Regions from separate parts of the Mus musculus genome. Here all the other regions are linked to region 1. Evidence: chromatin loops called from intact Hi-C (ENCODE). Cell type or tissue: heart. All regions are shown on one strand.

Region 1 (8,000 bases):
CCTGGCAGGGGCACTGGCGCCTCAGTAAACAAGGGAACGTTCTCTCTCTGGCCGTGTACTAGCTAAGTTTAACAGCTGCTTGAGACAAAGGGAGAAGCCAGCTAAAATAGAAAAATGTAATGTGCCAATGTGCCCTCTTAATATTTATGAGGGGCTGTTAGAAGAGAGTCCAAAAATAGAAAAAAGAAAAAGCCTCATTACCATAGTGTCTGCTGGGCAGAGACTTAAACACGGCAATGAGCTCTTGGTTGTAGCCGATCTTTACCCGGAAGCGATCCCCAGTCTTTATGCACGCTCCCCGTAGAAAGCCTGTGTTTTGGGGTGTGGTTTGCAGTATGTTTGGGGGTCTCCCTTCTGTCCTAGGTGTTTTTCCCCCTAACACATAAAAGCTGTCCGAAATGCTCTGCCTAGAGGTGGAAGGCCTTGCTGCCTTGGCCTCTAACTCGGGGTCCCTGGGGAATGGTCCAGAAGAGGAAGCTCCTGTGTCCCAGGTTGCCTGGGGTTGACCCTCGCTGGATTTATAACCCAAAAGTGGTTGGTTAGAGGCTCCTGGAGGACTTGGGTTAGGCTTTGGGCAGGCTGTGGACATCTCTCCTTGGGTCTTCCATAGCCCCGTCGTTTCCTCTGCTGGGCTGGGCTGAGAACAGCGGGAGCTGTGAGGTCTCTGATCAGTAGGAAATGAATTACTGAGATTCTGTTGCTTGAAAATGGAGGCATGGCCCACTGGCTTTGAAGGCTCCGCTAGGAGATTCAGGAGAGAGCCCTGCTTGGACTGGGACGGGCCGGCAGCAGAGGAGCCTGAAGCTGCGCTCTGTGGCTGTTCTGACAACTTCTCAGCTCGACGGGCCAAAGCTTTTTGCCGATTCTCTTCAATCTTTTTCCTCTGCTCCTCTGTAAGTGGCAAGGACATTTTTAACAGGATAGGCTCATGCAGGGATGTCACCCTTTAGTTGGGAAGTTGGTAAAAGCTGGGGAAGGTAAAAAGACAAAAATAAAACGTACGTCCACCATGTTTGATTAATAAGGTTTTGTTCCAGGTAACATATTAGAAAAAGCTAAGGGATGAATTGAAATATTTTTTATAATTAAAATGAAAGCACATAGACACACATATGCACACAGACAGTAAATAGCATATTTTAAAATACTGATCCAGATGAAAAAGCAAAGCGTTATTCTAAAATGGATTGTGTTTCACTGGGGTATTTTCCCCCTTCTCATTTGCTAGCCAAAGTGAGTTAGCAGATCCCAAGAAAGTTTTACAGTGAAATCTAACTTCATTAGAATGGACAAAGACTACATTTTAAACTAGAAAGGCTAGTGGATCAGACAGAAATAGACTGGCCAATGACCAGCTTCATACCCTGCCACAATGCTTGCTCCAATAGCCTGTTTCCAACCTGGAAGAAGGAGATAGAGCCTCAGAGAGACTGCACACTAAATTTTCCCCTTGCCTTCCATCCTCACTACATTTCTGTTGAATCTGCAGGTGACCAAATGCAAGCTAGAGCAGCTGGTCCTAGAGCCTGACTTCCAACATGCAAGAGCAAAATGACTCTTGGAAAAATAAGGGGACAAAGGGGAGAACTGGGGACAAGGGTCACTGTGCCAAATTCAGACAGAAGACATAAAGGGTTAAGTTCAACTCAACCAACACACATCACCACCACTCAGAGCACAGCATAGTTCTGAACTTTTCTTGCCACATATTTGGAAAACACAGGTATTCATTACAGCGTAAGATCATACATTTATTCTGTACTGTGATTTCATTTACCCTAGACATTTTCCTATAGGCTGAACCAGTTTTACAATGCTCTAGATGCAGGGGCCTGAACACCAAATTCTCTGGCTGGGTCTGACTTAAGCCTTACCCAAATAGCACTACCTTATAATGTTACAGGATAGTTGAACTTGAGTTTCTAGTTAGGGTTTGGCCCAGCCCTTGACACATTCCCTCTGGCTGGAATACAGATATGCCTTTAGTACTCACCTTTGACTCCAAAACAATGAAGGTAAAGTTAGTTTGTAGGAGAAAGCACCCATGTTGAAAACGATGTCTAATTGAGTGGCAGACAAAGTGACGAGAATCAGAAAGATTTGACAGAATAGGATATGCCCAACTCTCATGAGGAACGGGAAGCCACTTAAGGGAGAGACAGACAGTGCAGGAGGAGAGAGTACAGCACAGGATACGGTAGAGTTGAGAGAAAGAGTAGAGCAGCAGAGAGGGAGGCGGAGGCAGTTTTACCGGGAGAGCTTTACAGAGACAGGCTGAAGAAAGAACAGGTCAGACACAGGTAAAGATAGAATGAGCAAGAGAATGAGAAGGAGCCAGAAGATTAGAACCAGATTCCTAGAGTTTGAGACCAAACAGAGCAATTCAGAGGCGGAGAGAAAAGCCAGACTGAATCAGTCAGCTGGGGAAAGAAGTCTGAGCCAGAACAGCTGAGTTGAACCAGCCAGCTAGAGTTCAGAAAAAACACGAAAGGGTGAGTTTATTCAGCAGCAAGTCTCAAGGGGCTGAAAACATTCAAGGCCCAGATCAGAATATAAGGAGGCTAGAAGCTTCCAGGACTAGGCCTAGGTTAGCAGATGGAGGCAGTGAGCCTCCCAGACAACTACAACAGGATAAAAGTTACTTTTATATTATAATGATTGTAACATAGGAAATACTCCAGTAGCACCGCCAGCCGTCAAAGAAAGCTCTAGACTCTTGACTTCAGAGGGTTTACATTTTAATCCTTGCTAAGACTCCCTTTAGACAAAGCACCCCAAAACATCTCCTCTCACAGATGTTACACTCAAGCCTGCCAGCCAGCAGCAATGAAAACTCTCAGCCTTGTATTCAACTAGGGTTATACCTACCAAGGCCTAGTATGCTGACTGACCCAGTTGGGGAGATGAGACCACGGAATGAGAGGTCCAACTAATAAACCATAAACCACAAATGCACACCACCACATAGACATTCCTCTTTGCTGAGACCTGGGCTTCCCTTCCCTTCCTGTGCACATCCTGGGTGCCTGAGAAAAGGGGACGCCCCGCCCCACTTTGCCTCTAGCATTTCCACTTGGATCTTCCCGTCCCCACTGCTCCCTCCTCTTGCCGTATTTGGTCTCGTCCGTCTCCAATGCTGCTACCTCCTTCGCAGCCCACTTTCTTACCTAGCGAGGCCAGTAAGGTGAGGCACCTTAGCAGAACAGCCCTAGACCAGGAGCGTCTTTCAGAGCCTTGCCTAGGCAGTTTTCGCTTCTGGTTGGACTGTTAGAGGAACTAGAATTCAAGCGCTACAATTTCACCCATCTTGGAGCGGGCCATTGGCATTTGAATGGCTCGGCCACCGTCGAACTACATTTCCCAACAGCCAGTACGGCCGCAGATCCCGGTCATAAATTGTGGGTGATAGTACACTTGGTGTAGGGCCTTCTGGGGTTTGTAGTTTGAATCGGAAAGCCTGCCCATTGGAGGTTGGTGAATTTGAGAGGCGTAACGTTGTGGGCGGGTCAAGGTGTGGTGCACCCTGGGAGTTGTAGCTCTCAGTTTCTCCAAACATTTAATCAGGCGTAAGGAAGGCTGAGCGTTCAGTGTCAGGGGTGTCTCCAGACATGTCAGACAGCCAGATTGATTTGATACTTAATAAAGATTTTCCTGGCACACCCGTTTCTAATAGTGCCGTCCTTATAAGCCCCAGCCGCTGCTGAGTATCTGCTTTCCTAGACCAAAGAGGAATTGAAATTTTTAGAGCCTCCATCAGTCAGCGTGCTGATCATTAATAGGAACTTAAGTTAATCCGAACTACAACCTATGAAACATAGACAGTAACTCATGTAACCCAGACTTGTCTAAGAACTCACCCTGTACCAGAGGATGTCTTTCCTGCCTCCACCTCCTACAGACTTGCACCATCATAAGATTATTATTATATCTTTTTTTTTTTTTCCTCAAAAGGCAGGATCTTAACATGTATCATTGGCCTAAAACTGACAGAGATCCTTCTCTGGAGTGCGATTAAAGTTGTGCACCACACACCCAGCTCCATTATCCTCATTTTATAAATGAGAAAACGGAACTAGGACTGGTCCACAATTTTCTCCAGGCTGTATTTAGCTACTTTGTTATTCTGATTCCAAAGCCCTCCCATCTATCAGATACTATCAAGGTTACTTGACTCCATTTCTGAGCACAGCATTCTTTCTGTCCTCCAATGGTTGAATATAATATTCTTCTATCATCAGCGTACACGGAAAGGTTGAAACGATTCTGTTTTCAAACAGAGCTCATTGCAAAGAGATAGATCTCTGAATACAGAGTTAATTGGGGAAATGACCAGACATTTAGGGAAATGTGATGTGTTTTTTAATAAGAAGAGACGATGAGGTGGACTGCAGTAAGATATCATGAACACAGGAGCTATCAAAATAGCAGCCCACAACAGGAGGAAGAGGAATGTTGCTAGTGTTGGCTATTCATGCCAACTCAAGGGGCAGGGGAAGGCTTTCAGTGCCTGAACTCTTGTAAAAGTATACTTTGTAAAGGTTATAAACCCTCAAGGCACACAAGTGGCCAGGCTCTGCCCTGCAGATGTCACTAGTGGTTGTACCAGTGTAGCTGGAGAGGGTTCAAGCCCCACCCTACAAGGAAAAAAAAATCCCACCAATCCTTGAGTCCCAGGCCACTCTGGAAATCCCACCCACCCTCTAGAAATCCTATATAAACCCTGCATTCTGCCCAGTCCTTTGCTGCTTCTCACTGGAGCAGAGGCAGCTGCCCTCCTGAGTTCCCACCTTCCAAGAAGTCTATTGTGGCAAGTTTGTTGTGTGGTGTGACTCTGTGGTATTCCCAACTGCCAGGATTCCTTTCCCTTCAGAGCTGTAACATTTTGGACAGAGCAGAGCTTTGGCAAAACACTTTGCCTGGAGAACTATCCCCTTCTGGAGCAGAGCTATAACACTTGCATTGGGGAATCTTTCCAGGCAGCTATAAGAACTTGTGTAGCAGAGCCTTTTTCCTTAGAGCTGCAACACTTACAGCTAGTATTTGAGGTAAATCTTATATCTTTGGTTTTCCCTACTACTCAGCATCCATTTCCTGCTTCACAGTGTGAACAGCTACTAATTAGCCAGCACCTGTCTTGCTCTTCCTATCCCCTGCAGAGACAGTTAATTTCTTAAGACCAAGTGCTGTGCCCTTCATCTTGCCTGTCACCAATTCACATGACAGTCACTTCACTCTCCAGGCCCAGCTGATTTACCCATAGAGCAATATGGTGTCCTTTGATGTGAATCAGAGGACATCTGGGCCCATGCATCCTAACCTCAGAATGCTGGATTCCTATCTATCCATGTATCTTGCTCCTAGGAATCCCAACTTAGAAAGTCTGGAATTGAACTAAACGATATGGTCTCCTTTCTAGCTCTAGCGTCCTAAACGTGAAGTCACTGTTTAGTCTAAAACTCATCTTCAAAAAGCAAACCAATCAGATTTCAATCAAAATTCCTAGTGTTGGCTCTGTCAACAACATAATCCACTGGGATCTTGCTGTAGCCAAGCTTTTTTTAGGAGAGAGAGGAAGTGTTGTTGAAATACTTGGGAAGTCTGTCTTGCCAGGCTGGTCTCAAACTCCACAACTTCTTACCTCAGCCGCCAAAGAGCTGGGATTACAGGCATTTGCCGACACACCCACTTTTTAAACAGTTTATCTACTTTAAGAAGTTCTTAAGACAACAGTGAAAACCCATTCATTAAAATGATTAAAAGGGCTGGGCAGTGGTGGGCACACCTTTAATCCTAGTACTGCTGAGGCAGAGGCAGGTGGCTCTCTGTGAGTTTGAAGGCAGCCTGGTCTACACAGAGAAGCCCTGTCTTAATTACAACACACACACACACACACACACACAAAATTCAAAGTTAGCTCCATGTCATGCATTTCAGTGAAAATAGCTCATTTCCCCTGTTAACATTATTTCAGGACTGAGCTATGTACCAAATAAAAGGCCATTGGTAAATAGATGACTCATAAATGTATACTTTGAATTTTAGAGCTAGGAGGTACTAGGGCTAATATATAACTCTCTCTCTTTCTCCCTCCTCCCCCCTCTCCCTTCCCCTCCCCTATTTATTTATTTTAAGAGTGTGTGTGTGTGTGTGTGTGTGTGTGTGTGTGTGTCTGCCTGCCTATCTGTCTGTCTTGGGGTTTCTATTGCTGTGAAGAGACACCATGGCCAAGGCCACTCTTATAAAGAAAAATGTTTGATTGGGCATGGCTTACAGTTTCAGAATTTTAGTCCATTATCATCATGGTGGGAAGCATGGCAGCATTCAGGCAGACATGATGCTGGAGACGTAGCTGAGAGTTCTACATCTTGATCGATAGTAATTGTGACACACTGACGAGGCTTGAGTTTCTGAGACCCCAAAGCCCACCTCCTGGTGGAATACCCCCAACAAAGCCATACCTACTCCAACAAGGCCACATCTTAATAGGGCTACTCCCCATGGGCCTAAGGGGGGCATTTTTATTCAAACTACCATAGTGTGTGTGTGTGTGTGTGTGTGTGTGTGTGTGTGTGTGTGTGTGTGTTTAGGGCTATGTGAGTTCTGGGAACTGAACTTGGGTTCTCTGCCACAACAGTGTGCATGCGAAATAACCCACTATGCTATCTCTGAAGCCCAAGAGTTTAATCACAAGGGATGCAATGAAAGGGGGAGAAGGTGCAGGTGTTGGGGCGATCTGTGCAGCCCAGTGTCATTTTTAAAGGTCTAGTATTCCTTAGCTCTTGCCGTACAGCTTTTAGAATGGCCTTGAACTTGCTGTTGTACCTTTGAAATGTCCTCCACAGGTTGTTGTTCCGAGTGCTCACTGATGCTGATATTTTGAGAAGCCATGGAACTTCTAGGAGGTGGGACCTGGCTGGCAGGAGCGGGTCACTAAGGGAAGCATTTGAAGTTTATAGGAGGCTCCCTGTATGCGGTTCCGGTCATGTTCTCTCTGCATCCTGGTCTACTGTGATGTGAGCATCCTCTCTAAGTGTTCTTTCTGGCCATCATGAACTGAGCTGCTGTGACACACTCTTCCCTCCCACCCTCTGAAGCCATGATCCAAAATAAACCTTCCCTCCCTGAAGTCGTTCCCCATGACTTAAAAGCAAGGCAACTGTTGTGTTTTATAAAATGGCGGAGTGTGTGTGTGTGGGGGGGGGGGGGGGAGAGCAGGAAGGGGCGGAGGGGAGGGGCCAAGGTGTCCGTCCCCCTGAACAATCAAGCCATGGGAAGCCATAGGACAGGCCTAATATAAAAGCAAGTTTATTGGTGAGAAGGGAAGAGGGGCAGAGGAAGAGAGGGAGGAGGGAAGAAAGAGGGGAAGAAGAGGCTGACAGGGACACAGGGGAGAGAAGAAAGAGAGAAAGGGGGAGGGAGAGAAGAAGGGAGGAAGGGGGAGAGAGGAGAGAGAGGAGAGAGAGAGGAGAGAGAGAGAGAGAGAGAGAGAGAGAGAGAGAGAGAGAGAGAGAGAGAGAGAGAGAATAGATGGAGAGTCCTTTTTGTAAATGAGCCAGGCTCCTACGTGGCTGTTGCTAGGTAACTGTTGGGCGGAGCCTTGAAAAAGAAAAAAAAACAAAACCCTGCTAAGAGCAACCGTTCAGGAGAGTGCAGGCTAGCAATTTAACCTAGGGCCTCATACTTGCTAGGTAAGTACACTACCACTGAGCTTCCCGACTCCTGTACTCTCTACTTTTGATTCTGCTTCCCTTATGAATTACCCTTAGCTTTCCTGTTCTTTCTTTGGGAGCCAAGATTTATTAATTACTTCCTTCATCGCTATGACAAGATGCCTAACAAGAGCAGGGAAGGGAAGCAGGAACAAGGGAAGCAGGGTTTACTGTGCCTGGCAGTTGAGGTGCGGTCCATCTCGGTGGGAAAGTGTGGTTGCAAGAGCTTGAGGCCGCGGGTCACATCGCATCCGCAGTCAGGAAACAGCACGGTGGCGAATGCTGATGCCC
Region 2 (8,000 bases), 130 kb before region 1:
TGGGGCCATGCTGGGTTTGAACCCAAGGCCTTGCTCATGCCAAGCACCACTGAGCTGCATGTCAGCCCCCTTCCCCATCTTGTGACTGAGAGCTTCTAATTCTACTTCCACTGTTCTAGCGATGATTACTAGAGATTATGATGTTTGACTTGTAATTAGACCCCTTCCTGAATACAAGAGCCTTAGAACATTTTAACATTTACCCTTTCCAAACCTACATGCTGTCATTTCAATGCATCCTGCTGCCCTTCGAAAGTTATTGCTATTGAGAAAGGATCTAGGTATCCCTGGGTAGTCCTGAACTCTACATGACAAGGTTGGCCTTGAACAAGAGATCCACCTGTATCTGCCTCCCAAGAGCTGAGATTAAAGATGAGTGCCACTATGTCCTGCCTATTTTAAGACTTATTTACTGGGGCTGGGCAGTGGTGGCACACACCTTTAATCCCAGCACTTGGGAGGCAGAAGCAGGCAGATTTCTACATTCAAGGCCAGCCTGGTCTACAGCTTTGTGAGTTCCAAGACAGCCAGGGCTAATAACAGAGAAACCCTGTCTCAAAAGAAAAACAAAAAACCTTATTTATTGGGAAATTCTTTATGTGCCATGGTGTACAAAGGCAGGCATATGACATCTTAGTGGGGTCTGTTCTTTTAATCTACCATGTGGGTTCCAGAGATCAAACTCCAGTCTATCCAGGTTCACACAGTAAGCAATCTACCTGGCCCTATTCTCATTTAAAACTCACTGGTATCTTTTGGCTGCCTTCCTTCCTAATTGAATCCTCCATGAACTGTTTCCTATGAGCTATGTAAATGTGCTAGTCTGTTATTAGAAACTATTTTGGTGTGTGTATGTTTTTCCCCTGAGACAGGGTTTCTCTGTATAGCATTGGCTGTCCTGGAACTCACTCTGGTTGGCCTTGAACTCAGAAATCTGCCTGCCTCCACCTCCCAAGGGCTGGGATTAATGGTGTGCGCCACCACTGCCTGGCTCTATTTCTTATTCTAACAATGATTGCTAAGCACAGAATTTGAGACACTTGAGGCATTCTATCTCAACATTGCCAATCATAAAGTTAAAACTCTGAAAGTTGCTCTGCATCCTGTGGCATCAAATATCTAAGCAAAATTTTATACATACTCATGTTTATATGCACACAGAAATCAGCATAACTTCTAGGAGTGGTCAATCCTCTAACTTCCAAGTAGGAGAGCTCTCAGGCTTCCACTTAGAACTGTCTCATCTGGTCCAAGATTTAATTCTTTATGTGAAAATAATTACGATTTGCTTGTTTTTTATAAATGATAAAATTACAGTTATCAGTAAATGTTTGATTTTTATGCCTCTTTCCTACTCACATATTTACAGCCACATAAAAATTTCCCTGGCACCCCCCAACCTAAATCAAGAAGCAATCACGATCTGAAAGTAGGCTCTTCTAAATCCCTGCCTTTGCCCAGCACCAGAGACTCGGAGAACCTTGTAACAGAGGTCAAGCTCAGCCCAGGAAGGAGCACGTGGAAGCCAACCTAATGCAACTCAAAAGGCAGGATCTAATTTCCAGCCTTCTCTCCTCCACTTTCCTACTTGTGGCTTCAGCCACTGGACTACCACAAAATAAAAACAGCTATGAATCTTGGTTCTGGGGTATAAGACCAAAATTCAAACCCAGCTCCATCATTTAGAAATTACATAATTTCTTGGGGGCTGGAAAAACGGCTTAGCACTTAAGAGCACTGGCAATTCTTCCATCACATAGTAACAACTGTCATTCCAGTTCCAGGGGATCTGGTGTCATCTTCAGACACCATGCATACAGGGATGCAGACACACGCATACAGTAACCCCCCGCCCCCAAAAAAAAACCCCTGCACTTCTCACACACAAGTTTAACTGCTTACTTGAAATTTCAAGCGGTTACTGCTATAGGTCTAGTAAGTACTGCTTAGGATGTGTCTAGGCAGAACTGGAGCACAGGTAACAGGAACCGAGTAAACCTCAGAATAAGAAAGTCAGAAGTGACTGCTGTGTAAGATGGGGATGGGCCCACAAAAGGTCAAGCTTTTACTCTAAGGAAAATGACTGTTCTGGACTTGGAATGCATAGGACTTGTCTGGTGGCTCCCAAGGAGTCCAGTAGCTTTGGCATGGCTGGTCAAAGCATAACTGACAAACCTGGCAGTTAACTGTAAAGTTTCAGAAAAGGCTAGCCATAAAACTATTCCTAAATATATTAAACCCTAAATTTGTCAGGAGACCCTCATTTTTGTTATTTACCTATGTATTATCATTTATTTCCTACCAAGTACTCACACTACATTTAATTCAATCTTATTAACATTTCTATAAATATTCTAGTTTCAGTTTGCTGACAATATAGCAAACCAAGCTATGTACATAATTGTCTTAGCAACATTTTTATTTCTGAAAGACTAAAATCTTAAGCCAGATGTATCTACACTTGTAAGGAGAACCAGGCACTCAAGGCCAGCCAGGGTCACACAGTATGTCTCAAAACAAGCATCTTTCGAAAATAAAAAATAGAACACACACCAAATGTTTTAATTAACCACAAACAAGGCAAAAAAAAAAAAGTTACGTAAATAACCCGTTTATTGCAGGCTAGGCAAGTCTCAGACAGCAGGGCTTCTACTGGTCTTTCAGTTCCTTCAGTCTTCTGATGGCAGACTTCACTGTGACTGCAGAGGTGGTGCTGTGAAGAAAAACCATTTCCAACATAACTGTGAATGTTAACATAGAACACCTGAGTGTATCTGTCCCATTGTTCCCCTATAGTCCTGAAATTTCTTAATTTTCTCATGGAAAGAATGATAGCATCCTTCGCCAACACCAACCATGCTGCAGTGAACCTTACCTAACAAGACCAGTGCTGATGTCACACTGGCATGGTGGCACCCTTCAAAAGCCAAGACTTGGGGCACTCTCACTATTCTAAGGTGCTTGAGCATCTGATTTCTTCAATATTGAAAAAGAGACAGACCCAGACTCCACGAGATCTTAAGGTGCTCTCCTCTGTAGACAGGATAGAGGAGGCCTATGATAAGTTTTAAGCCTACACCCCCAAACCAAACAGCCAGACCACACACTGTGTATGAATAGTCAGTCACCTATCAGGACAGAGCACTTGCTACCACTACTCCTTGTGCACTCAAGCTGCTCTTAAACACACTCAGACTGTTTTTTCAATACCAAGGCGTCAAGAAAAACTGCAACCCACATGTTCACCTCCTCAGCAACTAGCCACACTCAGAGGGCCATGCTGGAAGTATAAAAACACCACACCACTTGGATACCAGACTTCTGGCCAGCAAACTCAGGGGTGGAGGGGCAGCTGTTGGTTTGAGATGCTAAAGCTCTTAAGAACAAAGCAAACAATGACAGGAGGCTTCATTTCAACAACATCTGGCTCTGTCAAGGTCATAGCACTAAATATGCCCAAACAGCCTCCAATGTTCTATACAATCCCGAGTCAATTAACCTCAAACCATTTTATAGAAATAACTTGTAGTGTTAAGTCAAGTCCAGCACAAACACCAATGGACTTAGATCAACTGTAATTTTCCAAAGAGCATGGTGACTGTACAATTCAAAAGGAATATGAGAATCAAAGTCTGAACTTCTTCTTTTTTTTTTTTTCCCCCGAGACAGGGTTTCTCTGTGTAGCCCTGGCTGTCCTGGAACTCACTTTGTAGACCAGGCTGGGCTCGAACTCAGAAATCCGCCTACCTCTACCTCCCGAGTGCTGGGATTAAAGGCGTGCGCCACCACGCCCGGCTCTGAGCTTTTATCTATAACCATAACTTTGTTTTTGAGACAGGGTTTCACTGTATAGCCCTGACCAAAAACTATTAACTTTTAAACCCAAACTCATGATTTGCTTTAAACTAAAACAAATCCGATATGCACCAGACCTGGAACACGGGCTGTGCAGTCCATAGCCTTTCCTATACCACAGGAGAAAACACTCACTTGTAGGTCCAGGCCCCACCGGCCACTGTTTTCATGCAGGAACCACAGTGCCAGATGCCGACGGCTCGTCTCTTCATCTTGGTCTGTAAGTAGTTAAGATCTTGTTATGAAATATATATAAAAAAAAAATCCCTGAGACTTCCAGAGAGTAAACTATGGAAAAGCCAGCTTATCCATTAGCAGTTAAATTCTAGTAACCCAAGCAGAGTATTATTTACAGGCTAAACAGACCTCTTTGGGGTTGGTACAGATGCGCTGACATCGCTATCAATTTCCCAAGATCGGACTTTTTCCTCTCCAAACCATTCACCCTTAAGTTCCTCACTAGTTGCAAGTAAACAACGAATGCTCCGCAAAAAGCGAGCCCAAACCGCCTTAGCTCGGGAGCAATGGCACCCTCCTCCCTAACCCGAGGCCGACTTGCCTTGCCACAGAAGGAGCAAGTGTACTTGGCGTGCTGGCTGATTTCAATTTTCTTCACCATTTTCCGGAGGGAGGCACCATAGCGGGTCCCGTACTTGCCGACGATGCCGACCTTCTTGGTGCGTTTAGCCTGTTGACAGAGGAAAGGAACGGAGCAGAGACATTGAGCCAGTCGGTGCACGCCAACGCGCCGCTGAGCACAAACTCGGCTGAATCCTGTTTTCCCTCAAGCTCAACCATCAAGGAAGGCGCCCACAGAGCGCCAAAAGGCTCCAGATTGTGCATTAACTACCGCGCTGGGCCAAGCCCCGCCGAGCCGCCTCCGGCCGCGTACGGGGCTCCAGACGCCGGGAGAAGCCCGACAGCAGACAGGACAGGGACAGCACAGACTACCCGAGGTGGGCTGAGAGCGGGACGCCGGAGACTAAGGCAGATGACGATGGATAGCGACTTCCAAAGCGGTTACGAAGACACTCACCATGTCGCCGGAACCCAAGCCCAAGTCCGAAGAGGAAGGGACGCAATGCGCATGCGCGGTTTTAGACCGGCGAGCGGAAGTGACGCGACCTCCTCTCTCGGAAGTGAACTCGGTGTTCTGGCGGTTTATTCGCTGTCTCCACTGAGAAATGCATAGATGCGCAGAAGTGGTTCACGAGCTGGAAGCACATCCTTCTTAGCTTACACATAACCAAAGTTCTGCAGAGCAGATGCGATTTCTTGCGTTCTGCTCGCGAAGAGACGGGTTTTAGGTGGCTTGCCTTTAAGTGTTTAAAGCGCGACGTTTGTGACTGAGGCGCATTGCCTTCCCACTATATTATACTTCGGAAAATCGCCAGGCCGGGTGCTAGATGCTGGCCATAGTAAACGCCTAGGATCCGCTCCCAGGCCGAGTTACAGTTCGGCTGGGAGACAGTCATATTCGTCACGATTAAGAGTTACGAAATGGGCTGGAGAGATGGCTCAGCGATTAAGAGCGCAGACTGCTCTTCTGAAGGTCCTGAGTTCAAATCCCAGCAACCACATGGTGGCTCACAACCATCCATAATGAGATCTGATGCCCTCTTCTGGAGTGTCTGAAGACAGCTGCAGTGTACTTACATATAATAAATAAATAAATCTAAAAAAAAAAAAAAAAAGAGTTACGAAATGTTGCTGATCAGAGTTCTGGGGATAATGTAAGGAATAGAGGCTACTTGAACCCAAGACCCTAAAGTGGTGGTTCTCTTTCTTTCTTTTTTTGGGGGGGAGGGGAGGGAGGTTTGGAGACAGGGTTTCTCTGTGTAGCCCTGGCTGTCCTGGAACTCACTCTGTAGACCAGGCTGGCCTCGAACTCAGAAATCCGCCTGCCTCTGCCTCCCAAGTGCTGGGATTAAAGGCGTGTGCCACCACGCCTGGCTCTGAAATTTTTAAACACTTCTCTCTCCTAAGATTTTCTTAAACTTTAAGATTTCCAGTGGGAAATGATGTTAGTGTTTGATTTTAAAGAAGTCTGTCTTGGGGCTAGAAAGAGGGCTCATTGACTCTGCTTTCCACCCACATGGTGGCTCAAAAGTGCGTGTAACTCTACTTTTAGGAGACTCCTTGTGACCTCACGTGGTCCACAGATATGTGTACAAGAAAAATATCTATACATAGAAAATAAATAAATATTCGGAAAGATTTGTCTTTTTTTTTTTTTTAAAAAAAGAACTGATTCTCTTTGTAATGTGAAAGTTTGTGAAACTCTTAATTCTTAAGTATTTTTGTACATTATTTATTTAATTTTTCCTCTATTTGTTTTGTTTTCCTCTTGGAACATGTAATTTGGGGCTAGCATTTATGAGTCTACCATAATTTGAGATTGTGTTTATTTATTTATGTGTTTATTTGTATTGGGATTGAACCTAGGGCTTCATACATACTACCCAAGTTACTATAATTGAACTGTATACCCAGCCTTTTCTTATTTTTTATTCTGATACAAGGTCTCATTAAGTTGTCCAACTTTGAACTCCCTTTACAATTCAGGTAGTCCTTTATCTTGCCATGCCAGCTTTTTGAGTAGCTAAATACAGGCCCAGGATGGTTACATTGCTCTTTTTAGTGACTTTTAGTCTTTTTGACTCTAATTCATTGTAAGAAAGACATCTTACACAGCGACCCACTTCATACAAATCTAGTAAAATCAAGAATCCCATAAAACAGTATATGCCATTATGTGTGTTATACTCCAGTTTCTAGCATATTGTAGCATATTCTCTCTTTGCTAGCTTATTAAAAACATGCCAGTTGCTATATACTTCATAAATGGTTCTCAGCCATGGAGATCTTGTTTACCCTCTCCTTCCCAGGACACAGCAATATCTGCAGACATTTGATAAGGGTGGCGTTATCCTCTAGTGAGGAAGAGGACAATGATTTATGCATAGACAACTACACACACACATACATACACACATGTACTCAGACATCACACCTGGTCTGTGCCAAGACTGAAAAACCCTACACTGTATTATTTTTGTTTTTTAACTTGTAAAAACAAACAAACAAAAAAAGGTTTCTACAGAGTATAGTTAAGGGGTTCAAGACAGCCTAAGGGAGTTACTGGATTTAACTTGCTTTTTTATTTTTTTTTAAAAACTTCTTGGATATTTTCAAGATTATAATATAATTAAATCATTTTCCCTTTCCTTTCTTCCCTCCATACCCTTCCCTATACTCCAATTTACTCTTGTTCAAACTAATAGCATTATAACAATTTATTGCTTATTGTATTCATTTATCTCTCTCTATATATATATTCCTAAGTGTAACCTACTGATCATATATTATCTTATTTGTATGCATGTCTTTAGAGCTAACCATTTGTGGTGTGCTCTTCTCTGGGGAAGACTATCTGTCTGTTTATTCAGATATCTTGGTTGCCTTCAGTTTTGTGTGTGTGTGTGTGGGGGGGTGTTGGGTGTTGTATCTATTGGTGTTGTATTTGTTTATTTTGGTAGTCCTGTTTGTGAGAGTTTATGGGTGAATCTTGTGGCATTGCTAGGAGAAAAAGTCTCATAGCATACTTCGTGACCCTCCTCCATAATGTCCCCTGAACCTTCCCTGAGTATGGAAGTGCTTTGTAGATGAATTCATTGGGACTGGACTCCACAACTCTTTATTTTGATTGGTGGTTATATTTTTCTATAATGGTCTTTTTCTCATGAAAAGTGAAGTTTCCTTGATGAGGGGTGAGTTCTACATTTATCTCTGGGTATACGGACAAATATTTAGTATATAATAAGAGATTATACTGGTTTAGTTAAATGGCAGTTGTCCATGACTTCATTAGTCCTGGATAGTTGCTTTGGTCTCTAGTACCAGGCATGGTCTCTGTCATTTTGAGAATATCTTAAGTTCAACTAGAGAGCCAAGGTACTGTACCCTTAGGGTTATTGTGCTGTGTTAGTTGTTGTGGTTCTAAGGTGTAATAGCTGGGTAGGACTATTGGTTGTTTACCTCTTTTACAAGCTTGCATGGCTCTTTCTGGTACCACGAAAGTTAGTCCTCAGTGAAGAGACCAGTTCTATCAGCTTGTCTTTGATGGGACCTCATGGAGGGTTTAT
Region 3 (8,000 bases), 340 kb after region 1:
AAAACAAAAAAAAACAAAACAAAACAAAACAAAAAAAACAACAAAAAAAAAACAAACAAACAAATAACCCAATAAAATTGTGAAATTTGCAGGCAAATGGAACTAGAAAAAAAAATCTTGAAGGAGGTAACCCAGACCCAGAACCACAAACATGATATGTACTCTCTTATAAGTGGATATTAACTGTAAAGTAAAAGACAGTCCTACTGTGGTCCAGTGACCCAGAACAGCTAAGTAAGGAGGAGGGCTGAAGGCAGAGATGCAAGGTTCTCCCTGGGAAGGAAAAATAGAATAAATTTTGTGGGTGGGTGTGATGGTTTGTATATTCTTGGGCCAGGGAGCGGCACCACTTGAAGGTATGGCCTTGTTGGAATAGGTGTGTCACTGTGGGCATGGGCTTAAGATCCTCACCCTAGTTGCCTGGAAGTCAGTCTTCCACTAGCAGCCTTTGGATGAAGATGTAAAACTCTCAGCTCTGCCTGCGCCATGCCTGAATGAATGCCTGCGCCATGCCATGCTCCCACCTTGATGATAATGGACTTAACCTCTGAACCTGTAAGCCAGCCCCAATTAAATGTTGTTTTTATAAGACTTGCCTTGGTCATGGTGTCTGTTCACAGCAGTAAAACCCTAACTAAGACAGTGGGGGTGGCACAGGAGGGATCAGGTAATGGGGAGAAAATACTGGGAGAAAGGAGAGGATTTAGAGGACATTTCAAGGGGAGAGGTGGAAATCTAGTGCAATGGAAACTCCATGGAACCTGCAAGAATAGCCCTAGCAAGGACTCCTAGTAATGGTGACTCTCAGGGCCTGAACCAGCCATCTTCTGTAATCAGGCAAGGCCTCAAGTGGATGGATTGGGACACCAACCTAGCCACAAAACTTTCAACCCAAAGTTTATTATGTCTGTAGAATGTTCTGGGACTGGAGCCTAGCAGAAGGGACACCATGAGAACAGAGCTCACAGAATCAACTGACTGACACTCGTGGGGGCTTGAAGAGACCAGGGAGCCTGTAAGAGTCTGACCTAGGTCTTGCTGTGTATGCTATGGTCGTGTAGCCTGGTGTTTCGTGGAGGAATCATAACAGTGAGAGTGGGGGCTGTCCCTGACACTTACCTACTTGTGGGATGCTTTTTCCTACAAGATTGCCTCATCCAGCCTTGAGTAATGATATGTTCCTGGTCGTAATGTAGGTTGTTTATGCTGTGTTTGGTTGATGTCCTTGGGAGACCTGCTCTTTTTTGAGTGGAGGTGGGAGAGGGTGGATCTAGGGAGGACACGGGTTGGGACACTAGGGAGAGGACATCTGCAGTCCAGATAAAATATATGAGAGAATAAAATATATTTGACTTTATGTGTATGAGTGTGTTGCTTGCATATATGTCTGTGCGCCTGGTACCCATGGAAGTCAAGGTATTGGCTCCCAGACAGTGCCCTAACTTAACCTCTGAGCTATTTCTCAAGCTCCTAAACATTTATTTTCATCTTATTTTAAAATTATGCATGCAATGGGGTGGGGGTGGGGGTCGTATGTGCAGGCCATTGCCGGGTACCAGCTGTAGTTAATTTGATGTTGTTGTTGGCATTTTTCACTTTTTGATAACACATTGTAATGGGAACAGCTCCAAATTACTTTGCTTAATTCTTCAGGCTTAAACAATCGCCTGAGTTTGGACAAAATGGCAGCACTCTACCCATTCTTCTCAGGACAGTCACTAGAATTTATTTCAGGGGCTGGTGAGATGGCTCAGTGGGTAAAAGCACCCGACTGCTCTTCTGAAGGTCCAGAGTTCAAATCCCAGCAACCACATGGTGGCTCACAACCATCCATAACGAGATCTGACTCCCTCTTCTGGAGTGTCTGAAGTACAGTGTACTTACATATCATAAATAAATAAATCTTAAAAAAAAAAAAAAAAGGACTGACTGCTCTTGCGGGGGTCCTGAGTTCAATTCCCAGCAACCACATGGTGACTCACAACCATCTGTAATGGGATCTGATGCCCTCTTCTGGTGTGTCTGAAGGCAGGTACAGTACTCATATATGTACAATAAATAAATAAATCCTTTTAAAAATAATTTATTTCAGAAGAATCTAGGACTCTGACACAACTTCTGTCAGTGAATCATTATTTATAGGTTACTGTACAAAAATAACATACCTAGAGCGGGTCTTTGCTGTGAAAATCAGCATAGGCATAAACAGTCAACAAAATTTTAGCTTTCAGAAAAATTATGCAAGCCTAAGAGTTTTTAATGCCACCAGACTTACATAACTAGCAAGTGTTTTGTGACAGTAAGCTGAAAATAACTTGTCCATCTTAGTAACCTTACAGCCTCACAGCTCTTTCCAGATCAAAAGCTAGACATTATGTAGAATATTATGCAGCAATGTAGAGTGATGTGCAGTAAAACTAACAGGTTGGTAAGAAATCCACGTTGGCCTAATTTCTAGGTCTCTTATTAAACCAGCATTATTCCCCAGAGGGGAAAAAAAGAGATAAAAACCTTAGAGTCTTTCCCACCTAATCACAGTTATTGACCAGTGGATGGAAAGACTGTGTAAAAAAGTAAAGAAGCGAGCTGCTCTGCCTGAAAAGCCTGGTAGTGGAAATATGAAACCTGAATAATAATAAGAAAAGTAAAGCAATAGAAAAAGATCAACTGGCGGCAAGCAGGCGGACTTCCGAGTTAGAGGCCAGCCTGGTCTATCAAAGAGGGGTTAACGAGACCCGGGTAACTACAAAGTAGAAAAGAAGACAGAAAAAGTAACTGCAGCCTGTATTTACGAGCTATAATAGTCCTAAATGTCTTACATTTAACCAACATTGTTCCCCAGAGGGGTTGCACCGTTCCTGGAGGTACTGCAATACCAGGTCGATGCGTGGAGTGGACGGAGCAAGCTCCTATTCCAACTCCTAGTTCCAAAAATCCATTTAATATATTGTCCTCGGATAGAGGACGTATCAGATATTAAACTGATAAGAACAGATACTACACTTGATCTTAGCCAAAAGGCCGAGAAGCGATACCAAATACAGACCACGCAGCCATGCTCTGCGTCCGTGAGACACATTACCTTTGTGGTGACCGCTCGCAACCCTCACTTCCTGCCTCCCCCGCGGTTCCTTCCTCCTCCGATCCGCGTCTGCGCCCTCCACACCTCACTCCCACTCCAGCACCCACGGCTTCAGATTCAACGTCCACGACCCGGGCTCTCCCGGCGTTCCCGAGCGCGCACGCCGAGTATGATTTGCATGCCCCGCCCCCTCGCGAAGGGCGTGACAACACAAGCCCAAATTAGGCCTGTGCACGTCGCCACGCCCCTCGCGTGGAGGCAGGACGTGCAAATCAGCTCTTCCCCGCGGCCTCCGCGATTCACAGGCCGACTCACAGACTATTGCGGTTTGGAATCCACCGGAAATAGAAAGACCTGAAGGGGGCATGTCCACGGCCAGATGCACTGGATAAACTCTGAGGCAGGACGGTGGCTGAAGGGTGGACCTACTGCTCCTAGTTCGCGTTGTCTTAAGACAATCTTCCCTTGTTGAGAGGCTGGCTCCACAGGGAGTCTAGCAGGCTAGTGATTTTCTGTTAGGTGTTTTCACAATGTTGTCAAGGCAAACCTACTTAGGTAAAAACTGTAGTAAATCTTGACCAAAAAAAAAAAATGTCATATATTGAAATCCTTAATAAATTGTGTGATGTCTTTGAACTTTTCTACAGTTTTCAGGCTAAAAAATACCGATGGTTAACATCAAATGCAATAATAATGCAGGGATCGATGATGTTTGGCACGTGGGAGTGAAGAGTGGACAGTCACTACTCTTATTAGCTCCTTGGTACCCAGAACCTTAGATCATTTTCAGTTTAAGGACAGACATAATCCTGAGAGGAATTTACCCCGAAGAGCTGTAGGCTCTGGGCTGGTTCTGTGCCTCTTTGAGTGTTATAGGGAATAAAGCTGGGTAGGATGCTTTCCAACCACTGCCACTGGAAATTGCAGAATGGAGGACCAGATCAGGCAAAGCCTAAACTATATGAGACCCAGCCTCAAGTAAAAGACAATCTGCCAAATATAAAGGGCAAAATACTAAAAGACCAAACTTCTAAATGTGTTTATGTGTAAGTACTCAATATTGTAGGATTTGGGCTTAGAGTTGCCCCCAAGGCTTTGGGACCTCTTATGCCAAACACAAACACCATCCTGATACATCCTATTACAGAGATTTTGTTGTGTTTTCTTATATTTGTAACTTTAAATCACTTTGTAACCATCAACTACTTAATGGATTGTCATTAGCATTTAAATCCTTTAGGTAAAGGTACCAGTGATGGTTTGAATAAGAATGGCCCCCACAGACTCATATATTTGAATGCTCAGTCACCAGGCAGTGGAATGTTTGAAAGGATTACAAGGGTTAGAAGGTGTGGCCTTGTTGGTGGAAGTGTGTCACTGGGTGTGGTCTTTGAGGTTTCAAAAGCCCATGCCAAGTCCAGAATCTTTTTCTGCCCGTGCTCCAGGAATTCGCTCTCAGCTACTGTTCCAGAGCCTACCAGCATGCTTCCCACCACACCATGATGAGATTGGGCCACATCTCTGAAACTGTAAACCCGCCCCAATGAAATGACTTTTCTTACAAGAGTTGCGGGGCGGTGGTGGCACACGCCTTTAATCCCAGCACTTGGGAGGCAGGTGGATTTCTGAGTTCAAGGCCAGCTTGGTCTACAGAGTGGGTTCCAGGACAGCCAGAGCTACACAGAGAAACCCTGTCTCGAAAATCAAAAAAACAAAACAAAACAACAACAAAAAAGAGTTGCCATGGTCATGATGCAGCAACAGAACAGTCACTAAGATTGTATGCCATTAATTTTTTTTAATCCTCTGCTGGGATTAAAGGAGTGCACCACCACGCCTGGCTGTGCCATTAATTTTTGCTTAATTTTTGTCAGATACCTCAATGAGACCTTGGAGGGCACGGGATACTTACTATTGTAGGGCTAACCTTGCAGAGGTGGGAAACGATTTGAGACCAGATACATGTGATCATTATTCTTGCCAGTACTGGCCAGTGTACTCATTTATAATAATAAATAAAACTTTGGGCCAGAGTGAGCAGGGACTGAGCAAGTGGGTGGACCGGAGCAAGCACGGTTGACAGGAGCAAGCAGAGGTCCTAAAATTTAATTCCCAACCTCCACATGCAGGCTCACAACCATCTGTACAGCTACAATGTACTCATATACATAAAATAAATAAATAAATCTTTAAAAATACAATAAAATGGGAATACTGGATACACCTCTGTAGTTAACAATGGGTTTATATTGGGCCAGGCATGTGGTGCATGCCTTTAATCCCAGCACTCGGGAGGCAGAGGCAGGTGGATTTCTGAGTTCGAGGCCACCCTGGTCTATAAAGTGAGTTCCAGGACAGCCAGGGATATACAAAGAAAACCTGTCTCGAAAAACCAAAAAAACAAAAGCAAAAACAAACAAACAAAAAAACAACAACAAAACAAAGGGTTTACAAAGATGTTGTAGAGGTTTAAAACATGGAAAAGACAGGGCTGAGGTAAGGACAAAGGACACACTACACTAATCAGAGCATGAATTTTTCAAGGCACATATAGACATTTAAGGTTCATATGTGTGTGGAGGACAAAAAAAAAAAAATACTCGTGCACACAGATAAACACTGGAAATGCCAGGAAACTTTAAACACAAAGAAGATTTCACCTCTGCTCCTGGAATGCTGGAGAAGGATATAGTTTCCAACCTGGTGATTCTTTGGTACCTGCTGTTACAGGCTCTGCCTGTATCCCCAGAGTGTGTGAAAGATCCTGACAGGATGTAAAAGGTCACAGAAGCCCTGAAAGTGGCAAAACAGATTTCATTGTTAGCAGAACTAGCTTTGCTGATTTAGAAAAATAGAGGTGCATAATGCTATGGCCAGTGTACTCATTTGAACCCGTGTGTCTGCCAATGTTCTGACCGTTCCTTGAACCCAGGTGTGTGCCCACTGCTGAAGTCCACTGTCAGGTGTTTGTGATATTGGTTGCTGGGGAAGAGTCAGAAAATCTCCCCAGAAGCCACAGCCGGGCCAATCTGGAGTTGCTGCACCTGCACCAGACTCTTTCCTTGTACCCCTCCCATACCCATTTCTTGAGAAATCATTTTAGAATAGACATTGTTTAGATCTGGAAATCCCCTACTCCCCCCTTCCTTTCCCCCTGAGGGCCTATAAAAACTGGGACCCCTTTCCCCTCGACGTCGACTCCTCTAACCCTGCGTGGGATACGAGTCGTCCCTAGAGCTTTGGCTTTCCCTGAATAAAGCCTCATGTGGTTTGCATCAAGCTTGGTCTCTTGTGAGTTCTTGAGGGTCCGCTATTATCCCGAGACTTGAGTGAGGGTCTCCCTTTGGGGGTCTTTCATGTGTTTCACTCATCCTAGACAATTCCCTCCAAATCCTCAACACTGCTTTACTCCATAAAACCTATCCTTAGCAGTGACGTCATCCGTGCTTTCCAACACTATAGGTGACTTCTGTCATCCTAGGCCAGCCAATCCTGACTCCCACAGATACTATGCTTACCCCAATCAATCTCCCTAGACAATTTGGGTGCTACCTTTGAGTAAACAGTACTCATCTTTAAGAAAGAAGCCAGATGTACTTTGTAAAGAATTTCAATGTAACATGTGTTAATTTTTTGTACACTTGAGACTGAGTTAACTGTTATCAGAAAACCTTTTCTTTCTATCCTTCAAATTGTGCTGTGTTTCAATGTAGCTAAAATAAACCAACTGGTGTCAGACTCTGGAAGTTTGAACCGGAGATAGCAATTAAGTTGAACTGAACCAAATTTCACTCTTCCCTTACCCAGACCATTTCCCTGCAGGCTGAACAGATCATTTTCCCTACAGAAGACTCCCACCAACACACACCCACACACCCACACACACACATACACACACATACACACACACAACACACAACACACACACACACACACACACTCACAAACCCACCCACATACATACACACACACACACACACATACACACACACACACAACACACACACACGCACATACATACATACATACACACACATACACACACACACACACACACCACACACACACACACATGCACGCACACATACACACACACAGTGTGCATTTTCTCTGAGGATGAATAGTTTGTCATCTTTGCATTCCATAAGATCACTAAATTGATCCCACAGATGTGAGAAAGACCGCCGACCCAAATCGTGGCCAAATTAAAGCAAACCATTAAATGTTTTTTAAAAATTCATGTACTCAGACTGTATCTCCCTCAAGTTGAGGCTCAAATCAGCTTTTGACTGGGGAAGATAAGGTTTTTATTGATCAGAGATAAGGGATTTGCAATTGGCTGAAAATGGCAGGCAAATAACTTCTGTGGAGTTACAGAAGCAGAAGAAAAGCATAAGTTGGTCATAACAGCCTCTGCGAAACAAAGACATGCTGCAAGGTGCCCATAACAAGGTGGTCATAACAACAGAATTTATTTATGGGCGGGTGAAATGGCTCAGCAGGTAAGGGCACTGACTGATTTTCCTAAGATCCTGAGTTCAAATCCCAGCAACCACATGGGTTCACATCCATCTGTACAGCTACAGTGTACTCATATACACAAAATAAATAAATTACATAAATAAATAAATAAATATTTTTTAAAAGAATTTATTTTTTTTTAAGATTTATGTATTTATTATATGTAAGTACACTGTAGCTGTCTTCAGACACTCCAGAAGAGGGCGTCAGATCTTGTTACAGATGGCTGTGAGCCACCATGTTGTTGCTGGGATTTGAACTCTGGACCTTCAGAAGAGCAGTCGGGTGCTCTTACCCACTGAGCCATCTCACCAGCCCCAAAAGAATTTATATATGTATGTGAGGACACTGTAGCTGTCTTCAGACACACCAGAAGAGGGCATCGGATCCCATCACA

The links. Hi-C counts contacts between places; a loop is a spot of excess contacts. Peaks named below come from ENCODE experiments on the same cell type or tissue, not always from the same donor. Only the 100,000 strongest peaks of a DNase experiment are listed, where the experiment ranks them.
Region 2: it touches region 1 in a loop (6-fold over the local background); 9 of 42 quality-filtered maps call a loop at or near these places.
Region 3: a loop joins it to region 1, with 2.5 times the contacts of the local background. A loop is called at or near these places in 2 of 42 quality-filtered maps.

What each region holds. Positions count from the first base shown.
Region 1 is chr1:72,578,606-72,586,605 of GRCm38, reverse strand. It overlaps Smarcal1 (SWI/SNF related matrix associated, actin dependent regulator of chromatin, subfamily a-like 1), which reads right to left and starts at 3,355. Exons shown (of 17, transcript NM_018817.2): 1 at 3,168-3,355; 2 at 202-968. The coding sequence starts at 910. In heart, no CTCF peak of the experiment used is centred here; a DNase peak (open chromatin) is centred at 3,405; H3K4me3 peaks cover 2,035 bases; H3K27ac peaks cover 1,442 bases; H3K27me3 peaks cover 1,503 bases.
Region 2 is chr1:72,708,215-72,716,214 of GRCm38, reverse strand. It overlaps Rpl37a (ribosomal protein L37a), which reads right to left and starts at 4,955. Exons shown (of 4, transcript NM_009084.4): 1 at 4,892-4,955; 2 at 4,415-4,543; 3 at 3,991-4,073; 4 at 2,402-2,713. The coding sequence starts at 4,894. The coding sequence ends at 2,650. In heart, no CTCF peak of the experiment used is centred here; a DNase peak (open chromatin) is centred at 4,944; H3K4me3 peaks cover 2,671 bases; H3K27ac peaks cover 1,500 bases.
Region 3 is chr1:72,239,246-72,247,245 of GRCm38, reverse strand. D230017M19Rik (RIKEN cDNA D230017M19 gene) reads right to left here and starts at 3,253. Exons shown (of 4, transcript NR_155355.1): 1 at 3,083-3,253. Gm24497 (a small nuclear RNA gene) reads right to left here and starts at 3,033; the gene lies at 2,843-3,033. In heart, a CTCF peak has its summit at 3,456 (motif pointing right); a DNase peak (open chromatin) is centred at 3,285; H3K4me3 peaks cover 1,240 bases; H3K27ac peaks cover 1,500 bases.